Linked DNA regions of Mus musculus: region 2 is linked to region 1. The links are chromatin loops, found by intact Hi-C in ENCODE. Cell type or tissue: left cerebral cortex. All regions are shown on one strand. Links, peaks and the distances in the headings refer to the core of each region. The heading gives the core; the rest is flanking DNA.

The links. Peaks named below come from ENCODE experiments on the same cell type or tissue, not always from the same donor. Only the 100,000 strongest peaks of a DNase experiment are listed, where the experiment ranks them.
Region 2: it touches region 1 in a loop (2.0-fold over the local background); 1 of 42 quality-filtered maps calls a loop at or near these places.

Annotation. Positions count from the first base shown.
Region 1 is chr11:79,263,069-79,271,404 of GRCm38, forward strand. No RefSeq gene overlaps it. Among named protein-coding and RNA genes, the nearest start is that of Wsb1, 13 kb to the left of the region's middle. In left cerebral cortex, for the core only: no CTCF peak of the experiment used is centred there; a DNase peak (open chromatin) is centred at 4,297.
Region 2 is chr11:78,865,948-78,874,283 of GRCm38, forward strand. No RefSeq gene overlaps it. Among named protein-coding and RNA genes, the nearest start is that of Lyrm9, 44 kb to the left of the region's middle. In left cerebral cortex, for the core only: CTCF peaks have their summits at 1,155 (motif pointing right) and 3,404 (motif pointing right); no DNase peak of the experiment used is centred there.

The DNA of each region.
Region 1 (8,336 bases), core at 316-8,315:
AGGTGTGAGTTTCTGTGCCCAGCATTTTTCTTGAGGTAGTTTTATGTAGCTCAGAATCATTTCAAACTCCAAGGAATGGCTTTGAATTCCTGGTCTTCATGCCTCAACTGCCTGGGAGTTATTGGTATTACAGGTGTGTACTACCATGACTGGTTTATGTGGTCCTGAGGAATATACTACCAAATGAGCTATATCCCAAGCCCATGTTCAGTGTTTTGATTTTTTTTTAATTAATTTTAGCCAAATGTGGTGCAAACTCCTTTACTGCCAGCACTGTGGATATCTGAGTTCAAAGCCAGCCCTGATCTACGTGGTGAGTTCCTGTTCTCTTCTGTCTGAGGATCCCACTGGCCCTAGAACTGGAGGTAGAGCTGGGGAGGGGCGTGTGCAATCAACAGGCTAGACCTGTAGCTCCAGAAGGCTTATTTGAGGTAAGAACTTATTTGAGGTAAGAAATTAATGTTCACTCTCGAACAGCAGGGATTCTCTTGGTGCCCCAGATCTCCTTATAGGATTGGGTAAAAACCATGTTCTGCATTCACCCACAGAGACCTAGGGTTGGTATGTCTGAGTGAGTAAATGGTTTTTACCCCACAGTTTATTGGTGGTGGTGGTGGTGTGTGTTGTGTTGGGTAAGGACATTGGCATGCCACAGAGGTTAAAGGACAACTTTGTGGAATCAACTATCTTTCCACTCTACCTGGAGTTGGGACTCCAGGTAGCTAGGCTTGCTCAGAAAGTATGTTATCCTCTGAGCCATCTTGCTCCTAGCTCTCCTCCCGCAGCCCCACAGATACCACCTTCCATATAACACATGTTAAGGACCACAACGGACCCAGCCTTTTTTCTTGTCTGCTGGCTCAAGGGTGGCACAGACAGCGTGTTAATGGTTCACACCCAATCTGGTTAAAATTTGAGAAGACTTAAGATGGCCTAAAACTGGGCTGGCTAGATAGCTCAGTCGGTAAGAGCATTGACTGCTCTTCCTGAGTTCAAATCCCAGCAACCACATGGTGGCTCACAACCACCTGTAATGAGATCGGATACCCTTTTCTGGAATGTCTGAAGACAGCTACAGTGTACTTACACATAATAATAAATAAATCTTTGGGTCAGAGCAAGCAGAGCTGATCAGGTTGACCAGAGTGAGAAGAGGTTCTAAAAATTCAATTCCCAATAACCACATGAAGGCTCACAACCATCTGTACAGCTACAGTGTACTCATATACATAAAATAAATAAATAAATCTTAAAACAAAAAGAGGACCTGAAACTGAAGTCAGGTGGTAACTCATCAAAATGATACTAGACAAACGTGGTCCTGTTGATTAATTGATTGATTGCCTGATTGATTGATTGGTTTTTGTGGTACTGGGCATTCAGCACAGGGTTTTGCACCTGCCAGGCAAGAGCTCTCCCATACGGCCACACTCCCAGCCAATCATTGCTTTCAAACCTCTGAAGTAAAACAGGACCCAACACGTCAGCAGTTCAAAATGTAACAAGGAACTTTTCTCATCACTTAAAAATCATAAGAATTCAAGATATTTTCCCAGCCCTGTTTTAAAAGCCACAGACTGGCTTTTCTCCTTTGAAGCCTTTCCTACTCTCAAAAGTTCTTTTTCACTTTTCCTCAATATATGTTCCTTCTGCTTAAAAAAAAAAATCTTTGTAGGGCATTCAAACACTTTTAGAAATTGCTTGTGCACGTTTTACATTTAGAAGAACTCACTACACGCACGAGGCAGCCAAAGCAGGATACTGGGTGTTCTCTTCTTCTACTGCCTGCCTAGTGCCTTGGCAGGGTCTCTCATTTAACAGAAGTTCATATGAGCTGTGAGCTATGCCTGGCCAGTGGGCTGGGGTCATAGGCCTACACACATTTATGCCCATACATGACCACACCCACACAATTTCTTATGAAGTTGATAGAGGTTTGATCTTAGGTCTTCTTGTTTGTTTAATAAGAGCTCTTATCCACTGAACCATTACCCCAATTCCTTAAAATACTTACAAAAAAGTAAAAATAGGTCTGGGTGTGATGGTACCTATCTTCAATCCCAGCACTCAGAAGGCAGAGGCAAAGACAAGCGGATCTCTGTGAGTTCCAGGCCAGCCAGGAATACTTAGTCAGAACCTGTTTCATTTAAAACACACACACACACACACACACACACACACACACACACACACACAAACACTCTTTTCTATTGATGTGATGACCAAAAGCAAACTGTGGAGGAAAGGGCTCATTTTACTCACATTTCCACATAACAGTTCATCATTAAAAGCAGTGAGGACAGGAATCAAGCAGGGCAGGAACCTGGGGGCAGGAGCTGATGCAGAGGCATGGAGCTTTGCTGCTTACCGGCTTGCTCCTCGTGACTTGCTCAGCCAGTTTTCTTATAGAACCCAAGACAGGACCATCAGCCTAGGGATGGCAGTACCCACATTGGGCTAGTCCCTTCCCCATCAATCACTAATTAAGAAAATGCTCTATAGGCATGTCTACAGCCAGATCTTATTGGAGACATTTCCTTGGTTGAGGTGACTGTAGCTTGTGTCATTGACATAAAACTATTCTGCTATATATACACCTTGTTTTGACAAATGAGGTCCTGTTGTACCTGCCTGAGTACTGGTAGCTGTTAACTGACAGTTACTTAGCATCCAGAAACTGGCTCTTTCTTCAAATCACTGCTAGATGCAACAATAGAAATGAATTTCACCAGTATCAGGCTAGGCTGTAAGAGCCAGGCACTGATAAACTCATGCTATGTAACCCAATCATACAGCATTTTTAAAAGAGCCCAGATAACTAACCTGCAGGGACAGGAAATGGATCCGGGGTTTCCTGGTTAGAGTCAAGGAATTGACTCCCAGTAACAGAATATAGCTTGCAGAGTAATTAAAAATATTGGGTAAACCAAAAAAAAAAAAAAAAAAAAAAAGCCGGGCGTGGTGGCGCACGCCTTTAATCCCAGCACTCAGGAGGCAGAGAGGCAGGTGGATCTCTGAGTTCGAGGCCAGCCTGGTCTACAAAGTGAGTTCCAGGACAGCCAGGCAACTTACAACTCTCCATAGCTCTAGTTGTTCCAGTAGAACCAACCCTCTCCTGGCCTCTGAGAGCAACTCACTCAAATACACACCATGCCTTACACAGACAGACACATAAATGACGGTAAAATCTTTTAAATGGTCCACATTAGCCCCCTGGAAATGGCTTAGTCTGTGCCAAGCTTCCTGATGTCCTAGGTCCAATCCCCACCCACAGGCTGCAATCAATTCTGCAAGTTGTCCCTGTCCTTAGCAAACATAGCTTGATGTTCTCTCCCCCCCTTTTCTCTCTCTCTCTCTCTCTCTCCCCTCCCCTGTCTTTTTCTCCTCTCTTTCTTCCCCCTTTTCTCCCCCTTCTCTCCTCTCTCTCTCTCCCTCCCCCCCTCACACACAAAGTACATAAATGCAGAAAAAAAATCTATATTCTAATTATTAGTATTCCTTCTAGGCTCTGCCCCACAGTTACCTGGCCACAGCCAGGTATGCCTGACTTACTATAAAAGGGGCTGCTTGGCCCATCCTCAATCTCTTATTCTCTTACTCTCTGCCCTTCTCCCTCTCTCCCCCCCACTCCCCAATTTCTCTCTTTCCAGCTGTTCTTGGTCGGCCTTTCTTCTCCCCTTCTCTGTCTCTCTGTCTCTCTCTCCTCCCTTCTCAGCTCCCCTCCCATACCCTGGATAAACCCTGTTCTATACTATACCATTGTATGGCTGGTCCCTCAGGGGGAAGGAATGCCTCAGCATGAGCCCACAGAGACACCCCCTCCCACCTTACCATACCTCGCTCTATCACACATCTCCTTGGCTCTTTTTCTTTTTTATAAAACTCAGCACTAGTTGGATGCAGTGGTGCACACTCCTAATCATAACATTAAGACTGGAGAATTGCAAATTTAGGGCCAGCCTAGACACCTGACTGAGTTCCACTTCAGCCTTGTCTATAGCATCTCAACAACCACAATGATGAAGACAACAACAACAGCAACAACAGCAGCAGCAGCAGCAGCAACAACAACAACAACAACAGCCCTGTTTCCATTGATCTGATTCAGGGTTTGTAGCAAGCCTCTTTTTCTTAGGGACATCCCTGAGACTTGACTCCCATGGCCCATGCTGTGGGATGCTTTCCATCTGCCACAACTGGCTGGTCATGTGAGCTAGGCCAGGCCCTCCCTGCCCCAGAGTTTTCACAAATGAACTTAGAGAGTTGAATCAATCTCTCTCCCTGTGTTCTCATTGGCAGTGGGGCCCAGGGGCTGCCAGGAAGCAGGTTTGCCTTGTGCCAGAACAGACTAAACCCGAGTGAGTGCAGCTGTCAAGTGTTTTTCCTACAGAGTGGGGTGGATGTGGACTACAAAGTACTCATTCAGACACACAAAGCCAAAGCCTCCAGTTAGCTTTGCTGAACTGTATTCCAGAAAATTTCAAGGACTGGACCTGGTTTAAGTAGTTTAACAGAACTGTGAAAGGAGGGTGTGACTAGCCAGAGGCATAAACCCAGACTTCCCATCCAAGCCACAAAGGTGGAAGGGAGTTCACCTCTCTGTGTGTCACTTTATATTTACTGAGTATCTCTGTGTCCCTGAAACCCATCCAGATGCTGACAGAATAGTCGCTTTCAAGGCCAGGGAGGTGAGGTCTCTGCTGGTTGTGGCACCTTTTGTTGGTTTTTGTTTGGTTGGTTGGTTTTTGGATTTTTTTTGGGGGGGGAGGGGTGGTTGAGACAGGGTTTCTCTGTATAGCCCAGGCTGTCCTGGAACTCACTCTGTAGACCAGGCTGGCCTCGAACTCAGAAATCCGCCTGCCTCTGCCTCCCGAGTGCTGGGATTAAAGGCATGCGCCACCACGCCCGGCCCTCTTGTTGGGTTTTTGTTTTTAATTTTTTCTTTTTTAGATTTACTTATTATATTTTATGTGCACACATGTTTTTTGCTTTCATGTATGTATATAAACCATGTGTATGCCTGGTACCCTTGGAAGTCAGAAGACAGCATTGAATCTCTGAAATTGGAGTCACGAATGCTTGTGAGCCACCATGTGGCTGCTGGGAACTGAACCCAGGTCCTCTGTGAGAGCAGAAAGTGCTTGTTCTTATAGTAAACTTGATACAAGCTAGAGTCATCTGAAAAGAAGGAACCTCATTTGAGAAAATGCCTCCATCAGATCCAGTTATAAGGCATGTTCTTAATTAGTGATTAATGGGGGTGAGGGGGACCATGGTGGGTGGGGCCATCCCTGGGCTTGTGGTCCTGGGTTCTATAAGAAAGCAGGCTGAGCAAGCCATGGAAAGCAAGCCAGTAGGCAGTACTCCTCCATGGCCTCTGAATTAGCTTCTGCCTCCAGCTTCCTACCCTTTTGAATTCCTGTCCTGACTTCTTTCATTGATGGGTGATAATGTGGAAGTGGAAGCCAAATAAGCCCTTTCCTCCCTATCTTGCTTTCGGTCATTGTGTTTCATCACAGCAATAGAAACCCCAAGACAGAGGTCTTAACCACTGAGCCATCTTTCTTGCCCCCCTGTAGTTTTGCTTTGTTTGGTTTGAGACAAGGTGTTACTGGGTAGCCCTGGCTGGTCTGGAACTCACTGAGATCCACCTGCTTCTGCCTCTGGAGTGCTGGGATGAAAGGTGGGTACCACCATGCCTGGCCTTGTGATACCCTCTCATACCAAAGCAGTAAGTCAGCAAAGGAGAAAAGAAGCAGTTCTGAGTAGCCGTGGATAATCCCTGATAAAGCAAGACAGGGTGACAGGATACCTGCAACAGAGAGTGAGGCACCATAGGTAGGGCAAGGCCTGCATGAGGTGAGGCAGGGAAGGGCCCAGTGCCTAGAGAGGTTTCTCCAATAGCTCCCAGGCAAAAAGGAGCTCAGGGGATTAGAGAAAGTCCCTGCGGCTGGGGTACAGTGAGTCAGCAAGGCTACAACAAGCAGAGAGGATGTTGGGGAGACCTGCTCAGGCCATGTCAAAAAGACATTGAACAGTTAGAGTTCTGTTTCCAAATGCTGCTGTTAGGCATTATGCAGAGAATGGAGTGTAGGAGGCAAAGAACAGCAGCAGGGACTTGGGGACATAGGGACATAGGTCAGTGGCAGGATGCTTGCCTAGTGTGGGCAGGGCCCCAAATCCCCAATAACACACATACACACACACACACACACACACACACACATACACACACACACACCTCTGTGGATCTGAGGGAGGAAAATATTGCTTGTTGTTTACATAATTGTTGCTTTAAATGAACTTTTAATTCATTGACAAGTTCACACATGGATATAATGAATTTTGATCATGCTGACCTCCCATTACCCTGTCCTAGCTCTGCGCACTCCTGTTGAATCCTTTTTCCCAGCAAGTCTGCCTCCTACTTCTGTGTGTCTTCTACTGAGTTTAACCAGTGCTGCTTGCATGGCCGAGGGTACCAGGCACACAGGTGGTGCGTTTGCATACATGCGAGCAAAACACTCGTACACATAAAGTAAAAGAAATAGGTCTTAAATGATAATAGTAAACAAGATGATAAATGGAGCCTCCTCGGTGTCTGAGACACACTGTTACTGTTAGGGTAGACCTGAGTCCTAACCTGAGGGCCCTGTCCCTGGGGACCAGTGTGCTAAGATGAATTCAAGATCTTGCTGAACTTCATTCCTACCACTCTTTGTAATATCCCTGCCAAGACTAACAAACAAGGAGATCATAGATCAATATAGGCTTAGACATCTTGGAGTAATATTAGTAATCTATCCACTCTTATAAACAAGGGTCCTAGTTACTAGAATCAATGACTTTTATACACAGAAAATAAATCTCTTTTTTCTTTTAGAGACAGTAGCCTAAACTATCCTTAAACTCAGGATCCTCCTGCCCTTGCCTCTCAAGTGATTAGATTGCAGCTGCGTGTGACCATGCCTCGCTCTGAGCATAGTCCTAGGCCAGGGCAGACAGTGAGGCTCCTTCCAGCCCATTGCTCTCTGTTGTGTTTATGGTTTCTATGGGTATATATGTATGTGAATATATGTGCATGGTATGGGTATATATGTATATGTGCACGTGTATATGTATGTGCATGTGTGTATGTGTGTGTATATGTGTGTGATGTGTGTATATATCCATATGTATGTGTCTACATCTCTCTCTCACACTCTCTGTTGTGGCTGGTGTCCTCTCCTTTCTCATTTGTCTCCACTCTTAAGCCACACATGCACATGACCCATGTGGACCATTCCATGCTAACTTACTCTTTTACCAGACCCTCCCACCTCCATCTTCCTTAACTGTTCTAAATTCCTCAAAAGAGAGTCCAGTAGCCCAGCTCTTTCTTTTTCTTTAAAAAAAAAAACCAAAACTCCTATTTTATTTCTAATCATGTGTCTTTGGGCACATGTGTGTATGTCTACACAAATGTGTGTGTCTAGGCACAGGTGTGTAGATGCTCACGGAGGTCAGAAGATGGCATCAGACTCCTGAGGCTGTGGTTACAGGTTATGGACCTGTGAGTGGCCCCACGTTGGTGCTGGGATCTGAATTCCAGTCCTCTGACTGAGCAGTAAGCGTTCTGAACCCCTGAGCCATCGATCCAGCCCCTTCTCTTTTCTGTCCTTTAAGGTTTATTTCTGATTTATGTATGTGTCTCTGTACCTCTATTCAGATGACTAATGAGCACACAAGATGGTACCCGGTCTCGGGGAGCTAGAGTTACAGGCGGTTGTAAGCCTCTCCGACACTGGACTCTGAAAACCAAACTCAGGTCCTCTGTAAGAGCAGGCACTCTTAGGCTTTGAAACATCTCTCCTGCCTCTCCTCTCACATTTCCAGTCTAGGTTACAGGCTCTGGCCAGGCATAGACTTCGTAGGGCATGTGCTAATGCTGCCAGGAATAGGATAAGACCACTATGACCATTTTGAGCCATATTTGAGACAAGCTTTAATTAAATACTAGCCAGGATGATGGCCTCTGACCAGGACCATGCAAGGGTTCCTAGAAAATGGACATGAGTCGCATTTGCAGAGGCTTTTAAGCAAGCTTTTAAAGGCAAACCCATAAGGCCACCACATTTGCCATCAGGCCCAATGAGTGGCAAGCATACATCCCAACGTATTTTCTGCCTCTGTACCTCTCTCTGTACCTACATGTGATCAAGCTCATCCAGTGTAGTTGAGTCAAGCAAACTTGTTTAATGGAGTGAGAACAAAAATATAGCCTACAGCATTGTTTTAGTTAGGGTTCCATTGCTGTGAAGCGATACCATGACCATGGCAACTCTTATAAAGAACAA
Region 2 (8,336 bases), core at 210-8,209, 400 kb before region 1:
AGCTCTTTTTGTTGTTGTTTACTTCCCATTTTACAGGGCTTCTCTGCAGGATGGAATGTTTGACCTCCCCTACAATGATTCCCAACCTGTGGGTTATCACCATTGGGGAACACATATTTCAGATAGTCTTAGGAATCCACAACCATAAATTTCTCCTCCCTCCCTCCCTTCCTCCCTCCCTCATTCCTTCCCTCCCTCCTTCCCTCCCTCCCTCCCCTTCTCTCTCTCTCTCTCTTTCTCTCTCTCTCTCTCTTTCTCTACCTCCCTCCCTCCCTTTCTCTCTCTCCTTTTTAAAAAGACAGGAGGGTTTCTTTGTGTACCCTGGCTGTCCTGGAACTCACTCTGTAGACCAGGCTGGCCTCAAACTCATAGAGATCGGATAGCAGTCATGTTTACAGCCACAAAAACAAAATGTGGGGAAGTACATTAGCCAGCACATCATACTCATACCAAAGCAATAGCAGTTGGTTTTCACTGGGGCCTGTGACTTCCCTTGCCATAAAATTCATGTAAGCTTCCTGTATTGATGTGACATCCCTCTGTAGAGGAGGCCTTAAGTCCAATGAGAAAGCCAGTTTTATTCATAACATTTGTGCCACTACTGCAGTAGCTGACCCAGGCTATCTTGAACTTCCATGAAGCCTACATTAAGTAGTACACTGGGCTGTGATTCTCTCCTGGTCTCTTTACTCCAAGCCCTAGTCAGGAATCTTTGGCAATAGAGTCTTGTCATGCAGTTCTGGAGGGCAGCCAATAGCAATGGTGATAGCTTTTACTGTTTTAGAGAGCTCTAGGGCCTCGGTGGCACTAACTCCTAGGGAGGTGACTCATCCTTAATACTGGGATTTTTTTTAACAACAAAAACGTTACGATTTTTGGGAACACCTGTTCTTACTCTTACAAGGTCCCCTTTGAAAATCAGTTTATGAACTGATTTTCCATCCCTATTTACTCTGGTGCACGTACCCATTTTCTCAAATGTGTCCCTAAATCTATAAAACACTAAAGGGACACACACACATCACACCGACACACACATGCAACCTTAATAGAGAATAAGCAGGACAATTCAAACTCTTTTTTTTTTTTTAAATTTATTTATTTATTGTATGCTTTAAGTACACTGTAGCTGTCTTCAGACACTCCAGAAGAGGGTGCCAGATCTCTTTACGGATGGTTGTGAGCCACCATGTGGTTGTTGGGATTTGAACTCAGGACCTTGGGAAGAGCAGTCAGTGCTCTTGACCACTGAGTCATCTCTACAGCCCCCAATTCAAACTCTTGAACTGCCATCCTGTAATAAGTAGTGGGTTATGGAGACATTCTTAGTGAAGCACACTGAAAGTCGGCCGGCTTCTGTTCTCAGCAAGCATCAGGTGACCTCAGAAGTTTGCCTCTAAAGAGATGCTGATGTAAATGGCTAGCAAAGCTGATATATGTGGCATGAAAAGATTTTACACGTTTGTATTAATTATCTGGTTGCCTTATCTGGGACCCTCACACAAGGCCTCCATGTATTTCTTTCACCCCTGATGAACCTAATGGAGCTGCCTCCAGCTGATTAGTCCAGCTCAGGACCAATGAAGGAATAGTCATTTGTTCCTTGGCTAAGTCTGCACTCATCTCCTTGATTGGGTGAACAATTGCTGCACCCTAGAGAGAAGTCAGCTATCCATTTTTCAATCAAATGTAATCCCTTTAACCCATATTATGTTATATCTATGTTTACCTACTGTTGAGAAACCCTGCTATTTAAGATTGCAGTCTACCATGACTGGATAGCTCCTCTGAGCTAGCTGCTAAATGGAGAATTCCTTTTCCCAGCAGAGATAACCAGTCCCTGACCTTATGGGGGAGCCTGACACCCATACCGTTTACCTGAGGAAGGTCACATAGTCCTTGGAAAACCTACAAGTACAACACCCTCCCCACCCCCCTAAGAACCTGCCCAGCAAGCACCTGGGGTTCCTGGAGTGCCTCTTCATGCAAACAAGGCCTCCCCAGTACTATAAACTCTAGCCAATGATTTACGTTCACCCTGAAAACTCCTCCCACTCTCCAAGGCTCATATTTGGTTTTTGTTCACCCCTAGTAAAGTGTATGCATACAAGCTGTACCACTGAATATCTTTAGAGAAGGGCTTCGTGTAAAAAAAAGCTCTAGGACCCCAGCCAGACCAGGATCCCGCAGGCCCCACCCACTCTGAGTTCTGCATGTCCTTCTATCCAGACACCCTGGAGGGAAAACAGAACCTGCTGATGTTTATTGCCTTTGAAGCTCTTGGAAGCCACAGAAACCAAGGCATACCTGCTTCCAGTATTCACCAAAAACCAAAATATTTCAACATAAGAGAAGACCAAATGAACTAGCAACTAAATTTAACAAAACTTCCCCTACTTTACAAAGATCACATCCTACCATGGGACTCACCAAAGCCACTAAAATTGCATCCCAACCTTGAGGCCACTGATAAATTGGCCTTTTCCTCAACTCTTGGGATCAAAATCAGGTCATCAGATTTGGTGGCAAGCACCCTTAACCTCTGAGCTATGTCTCCAGCCCGGAAAATAGGTTTGGTTTTTGAGACATGGTCTCACTACGTAGCCTTGGCTAGCCTGGAACCCCCTATGTATACAGGTTAGTGATAGTGCGGGCCTTTAATCCTAGTCCTGGTGAGGCAGAGGCACGTGGGTTCTGTGGATTAGAATCGAGTCTGAAAAGTTTTTAGTAAAAAAAGGAAAAATGCCCCACAATGTGGTATTCCTGAAAAGTAGCTCACAAAATTGAACGGGTAGTGAAGACAGTTGCTCTACAAAAACCACAAAACCAACTTGCCTCACGGAGAAAAGGAAACAGAGGAGGAGGCACCGAACTGTGAATAACACTGGAAAATTAGGAAGATTTTTTTTTTGTCAAAAAACTTTCAATATAAAAAACTTTCTTCTTCCTTCATGGGACAATACCACAACTAGATGTTGTGTGCTGCAAAATAAAGCCTCGTGAACTGATAATGGGTTGCCTCAGAGTTATTGGCCAGTGGGGTTCCACAGATCCCTAAATCATGTTAGGCTATTGCCAATGCTGTTGCTTACACTCAGGACTTGAAAACACTGCATTCTTGAGTCATAGGACATGGAGAAATCTATCTGGTACCCAACTGGAAGCTTCATTCCTCTTGATTAGCCTTCATAGTGCTGGAAAATGCTAGGTATCCTACTGGATGAGAAAAGGAATTATCAGTCTCTCTCAGCTATAAGTCCTGTGAGTTACAATAGCAACCTGTTTGACAAGACATACCTACTGGTGCAGTGTGATACAGATGCTACCACAATAACCAACCACTTAAAAATATTTATTTATTTATTTATTTATTTATTTAATTTATTACGTATACAGCATTCTGCCTGCATGTATGCCTGCAGGCCAGAAGAGGGCACCAGATCTCATTATAGATGGTTGTGAATCACCATGTGGTTGTTGGGAACTGATCTCAGGCCCTCTGGAAGAGCAGACAGTGTGCTCTTAACTTCTGAGCCATCTCTCCAGCCTAACCAATCACCTTTTAAAAAACTAGATCTAGAGCCGGGCGGTGGTGGCGCACGCCTTTAATCCCAGCACTCGGGAGGCAGAGGCAGGCGGATTTCTGAGTTCGAGGCCAGCCTGGTCTACAAAGTGAGTTCCAGGACAGCCAGGGCTAAACAGAGAAACCCTGTCTCCAAAAACAAAAAAAAAAACAAAAAACAAAAAAAAAAAACAAAAAACAAAAAAAAAAAATTGGGTCTAAGGCTTGCTCCAAGATATAGAACCCAAGTTTGACACTGTTAATGAGATGAACGTACGGTTAGATAGGCCACAAGCATTAGGGGAATCCTTCTGCTATTACTCTGCTTAAAGCAATAAAACAGCTCCCTATGACTTATTGCTATAACACAACCAATGTATATTCACCCTTCGTTAGAGAAGCAGCTTCTTGCAGTAGATGGTAACTAACACAGAAACCTACTGGTCAGTGTGCAGAGACTCAGAGGCAGTGGAATGCTCAGCCCTCTGTGGGAGATTTATATCACATCCCTCTCCTCAAAACTCAGGGATCTATGTGGAAGAGGGAGCAGAGAGATTGTTAGAGGCAGAGATGGTGGATGACTTCAAAGAAACACTGCTTTCCAGATACAACAGGGCAGGTGCACACAGGGATGCCCAGGGACTGTGATAGCGCACACAAGATCTACAGATGCTCCAGCTAGACAAAAATCTCAGTGTGGAGGAGGGAAGGTGAGTGTCTTAGGGTTTCTATTCCTGAACAAACATCATTACCAAGAAGCAAGCTGGGGAGGAAACGGTTTATTCAGCTTAAACTTTCACATTACTGTTCATCACCAAAGGAAGTCAGGACTGGAACTCAAGCAGGTCAGGAAGCAGGAGCTGATGCAGAGGCCATGAAGATATGTTACTTACTGGCTTGCTTCCCCTGACTTGCTCAGCTTGCTTTCTCATAGAACCACCAGCCCATGGATGGCACTACCCACAAGGGGCCCTGCCCCCTTGATCATTAATTGAGAAAATGCCTTACAGCTGGATCTCATGGAGGCATTTTCTCAACTGAAGCTCCTTTCTCTGTGATAACTCCAGCTTGTGTCAAGTTGACACAAAAACCAGCCAGTACAGCGAGCACGCAATCTGTCCTGTAGTTGGGAACCTTGTGAATTGCTCCTGGAAGACAGAAAGTCAGTTTTCTTCAAGGGAGTGACACCTGGTTGTTATGTTTTATAAAAAGCTAAAGGTATGTTTGACAGAGGGCAGTATGGTGTGGTGGGAGGGGGTGCCTCAGATGGCCCATGCTGAAGCATCCTCCCTCCCCACATAGGACAGGTCTAGTATAGAATAGTTTATTTGGGGACATGGTTAGGAGACTTGAGAAAGGAGTAGAGGTAGAGAGTGGAGACAGAGAAGATCAGGGAGAGAAAAAGAATGAAAGAGAAGAGGCCGGCCAGGAACATGTGAAGGGGGCAGAGAGGGGAAGGGGAGAGAGGGAGAAAGGGGTCAGAGAGGAGAGAGAAGAGAGGCAGAGAAGGAAAAGGGGCAGAGAGAGCCAGGAGGGGCCAAACAGCCTCTTTTATAGAGAGCCACGCCTACCCGGCTGTTGCCAGGTAACTGTTGGGTGGAGCCTAGAAGGAATGCAGACACAGGCACTTATTTATTATGAAGGTTCTATGGCTGTGAAGAAACACCATGACCAAGGCAATCTTATTTATTTTATTTATTTATTTATTTATTTATTTATTACGATGTATTAGTTATTATGTCTAAGTACACTGTAGCTGTCTTCAGACATACCAGAATCTCATTCGGATGGTTGTGAGCCACCATGTGGTTGCTGGGATTTGAACTCATGACCTTCAGAAGAGCAGTCAGTGCTCTTAACCTCTGAGCCATCTCTCCAGCCCTATTTATTTATTTTTTATTAGATATTTTCTTTATTTACATTTCAAATGTTATCCCCTTTCCTAGTTTCCCCTCCAAAAATCCCCTATCTCCTACCCCCTCCCCCTGCTCCCCAACCCACCCACTCCCATTCCTGGTCCTGGCATTCCTCTATACTGAGGCATAGAACCTTCACAGGACCTAGTGCCTCTCCTCCCACTGATGACCGACTAGGCCATCCTCTGCTACATGGCAATTTTATTTTTTAAAAAAAGCATTTAAGGGCTGGAGAGATGGCTCAGCCGTTAGGAGCATTGACTGCTCTTCCAAAGGTCCTGAGTTCAAATCCCAGCAACCACATAGTGGCTCACAACCATCTGTAATGGGATCTGATGCCCTCTTCTGGTGTGTCTGAAAACAACTACAATGTCCTCGTATAAGTAAATAAATAATATTAAAAAAAAAAAAAGAGTTAAATAGTAATTGCTGACTCAAAAGTAGGTACTTCTGAGCTGGGGTGTAGCTCTGTGGTAGAGGATATGCCAGACACAGCAGAGTCCCTGTTTCCGTTCCAGCACGGCAGGGGAGGGCAAGCAGGTACTTCTGAATTTATTCCAGTTGCTCCAGAGCAAGAGAAAGGCGTCCTGGCTGTAACCTGGATCCTTGCTAGCTGGGAGTCTTAGGTATGGTCACACACTCCTCCAAGCCTCGGTTTTCTCATCAGTAGAATCGATTGGAGAGGGAGCCGTACAGTACAGAAACAGCCACAAGCACAGGCTGAAGGCCAGAGTCCCCACCTCGCCAGCTTGTTTCTTATACTCATCTCAGTCAGGGACCCTGTCAGGACAGAGTTCCCAGTGGCTTTGTCTTCCTGGGCGCCCAGAGCTGCCCCAGCCCTGAGAAATAGGGAACTTCCTTTGGAGGTGAGCTTCTGACTCCCTTTCATCTTCCTTATCAGACCAAGGTGGTGAAACCCACGTCCCTTCTGTCAGCGTTCTTTCCCACTGGAATTTAATCAGAACCCAAGGCGTTGTGCCTTAACTTGCTTCCCTGCTGCTACTTCTGCTGCTACCCGTGGTTTCAGACGTGTCATGTGATGCGGGCAAACACAAAACACAAGACACACCTCCTCCTCCCCACCTTAGCCTCCTCTTCCTTCTGAGACATGCTGATCATAAACTTAGTATATAGCCCAGGCTAGCCTCACGCCTGCCCCAAGTGCTGGGAATACATACCTGTACATAACGTTGCGCTGGCTGGTTTTGTGTGTCAACTAGCCTGACACAAGCTAGTCATCAGAGAGGAAGGAGCCTCAGTTAAGGAGATGCCTCCATGAGATCCAGCTGTAAGGTATTTTCTCAGTTGGCGATCCTTGGGGAGAGCCCAGCCCATTGTGGGTGGTGCCATCCCTGGGCTGATAGTTCTGGGTTCTATACGAAAGGAAGCTGGGCAAGTCATGGGAAGTAAGTCAGTAAGCAGTACCTCTCCATGGGCTCTGCAGCAGCTTCTGCCTCCAGGATTCTGCCCTGCTTGAGTTTCTGTCCTGACCTCCTTCAGTGATGAACAACAATGCGGAATGTGTGGAATTCAAGCCAAATAAACCCTTTCCTCTCCAACTAGCTTTTTGGTCATGGGCTTTCATCACAGCAATAGAAACCCTAGCCAAGACAAATACCATGGCAGGCTAGAACACCAGACTTCATAGTCAGATCACTGTGGGGAGGGGATTGCATCCCACAGCACCAGTTGCCTTGAAACCAACAGTGAGACTTGGATGCCTTTCAGCAAGGAGCCTAATTAAAGAAGCTTGCAATCTTTCCCAGCTGTGCTTCTGGGGGTTGGGGGCACGGGGGCAGGGGTGTTCCCAAGATAAGCATGGTTCCAAGGGTAAAGACAGACTCCATGTCTGGCCCAGTGTTCATGGGGTCTACTCTGAGGACTATGCCAGGAACCAAATTTCCTAAACCCTTTTCTAAATAGCAGAAGTCATTGTAAAAGCACACTGATTTTACAATTCCTTTAGTCAGTAGATACTTATTATGAAACTTTCTTTTGTCATGATCCCGGGCATGCTGTACATGACTATCATGCTGGCACTCGGGAGGTGGAGGCAGAAAATATGTAAGATAAATTCCTATAGGGGAAGTTGCTTGGGAAAGAGGTACATATATTGGTAATTTTGAAAGATATGGTGAAATGGCTGTACGTAAAGGATTGACCAATTATACTCTTGGTGGTAACATCTCAGAGACTTTTCAAGATGCAAATGTTCCATTGTCTATGATGTCCCATGTCTATTGAATGGTTACCTTGGTGGCCCCAACCTTCAATGGGTTCTCTTTGGCCTTCTTTTGTTTGTTTTTGTTGTGAGGTTGTTTGTTTGTTTTGTTTTGTTTTTTTGAGACAGGGTTTCTTTGGCTGTCCTGGAACTCTATAAACCAGGCTGGCCTCAAACTCACAAAAAACTGCCTGCCTCTGCCTCCCGAGTGCTGGGATTAGATGTATGTGCCACTACCACTCAGCAGGGTTTTTGTTTGGTTGGTTGTTTTGTTTTGTTTTGTTTTTCGAGAGAGGGTGGCTGGCTGTCCTGGAACTCACTCTGTAGACCAGGCTGGCTTCAAACTCAGAAATTCGCCTGCCTCTGCCTCCCGAGTGCTGGGATTAAAGGCGTGCGCCACCACGCCCGGCTAAAGGTCTTTTTTTTAAACCAAGGTTTATTTATATTTTATTTGTAGTGTGTCCATGTCCGTGTGTGTCCGTGTGTGTCCGTGTCCGTGTCCGTGTGTGTGTGTGTGTGTGTGTGTGTGTGTGTGTGTGTATGTGTGTGTGTCCATGTGTGTGTGTGTCTTTGTCCCTGTGTGTGTGTGTGTGTGTGAACATGCACAGGCATGTGTGTCTTATGCATGAGTCTCAGG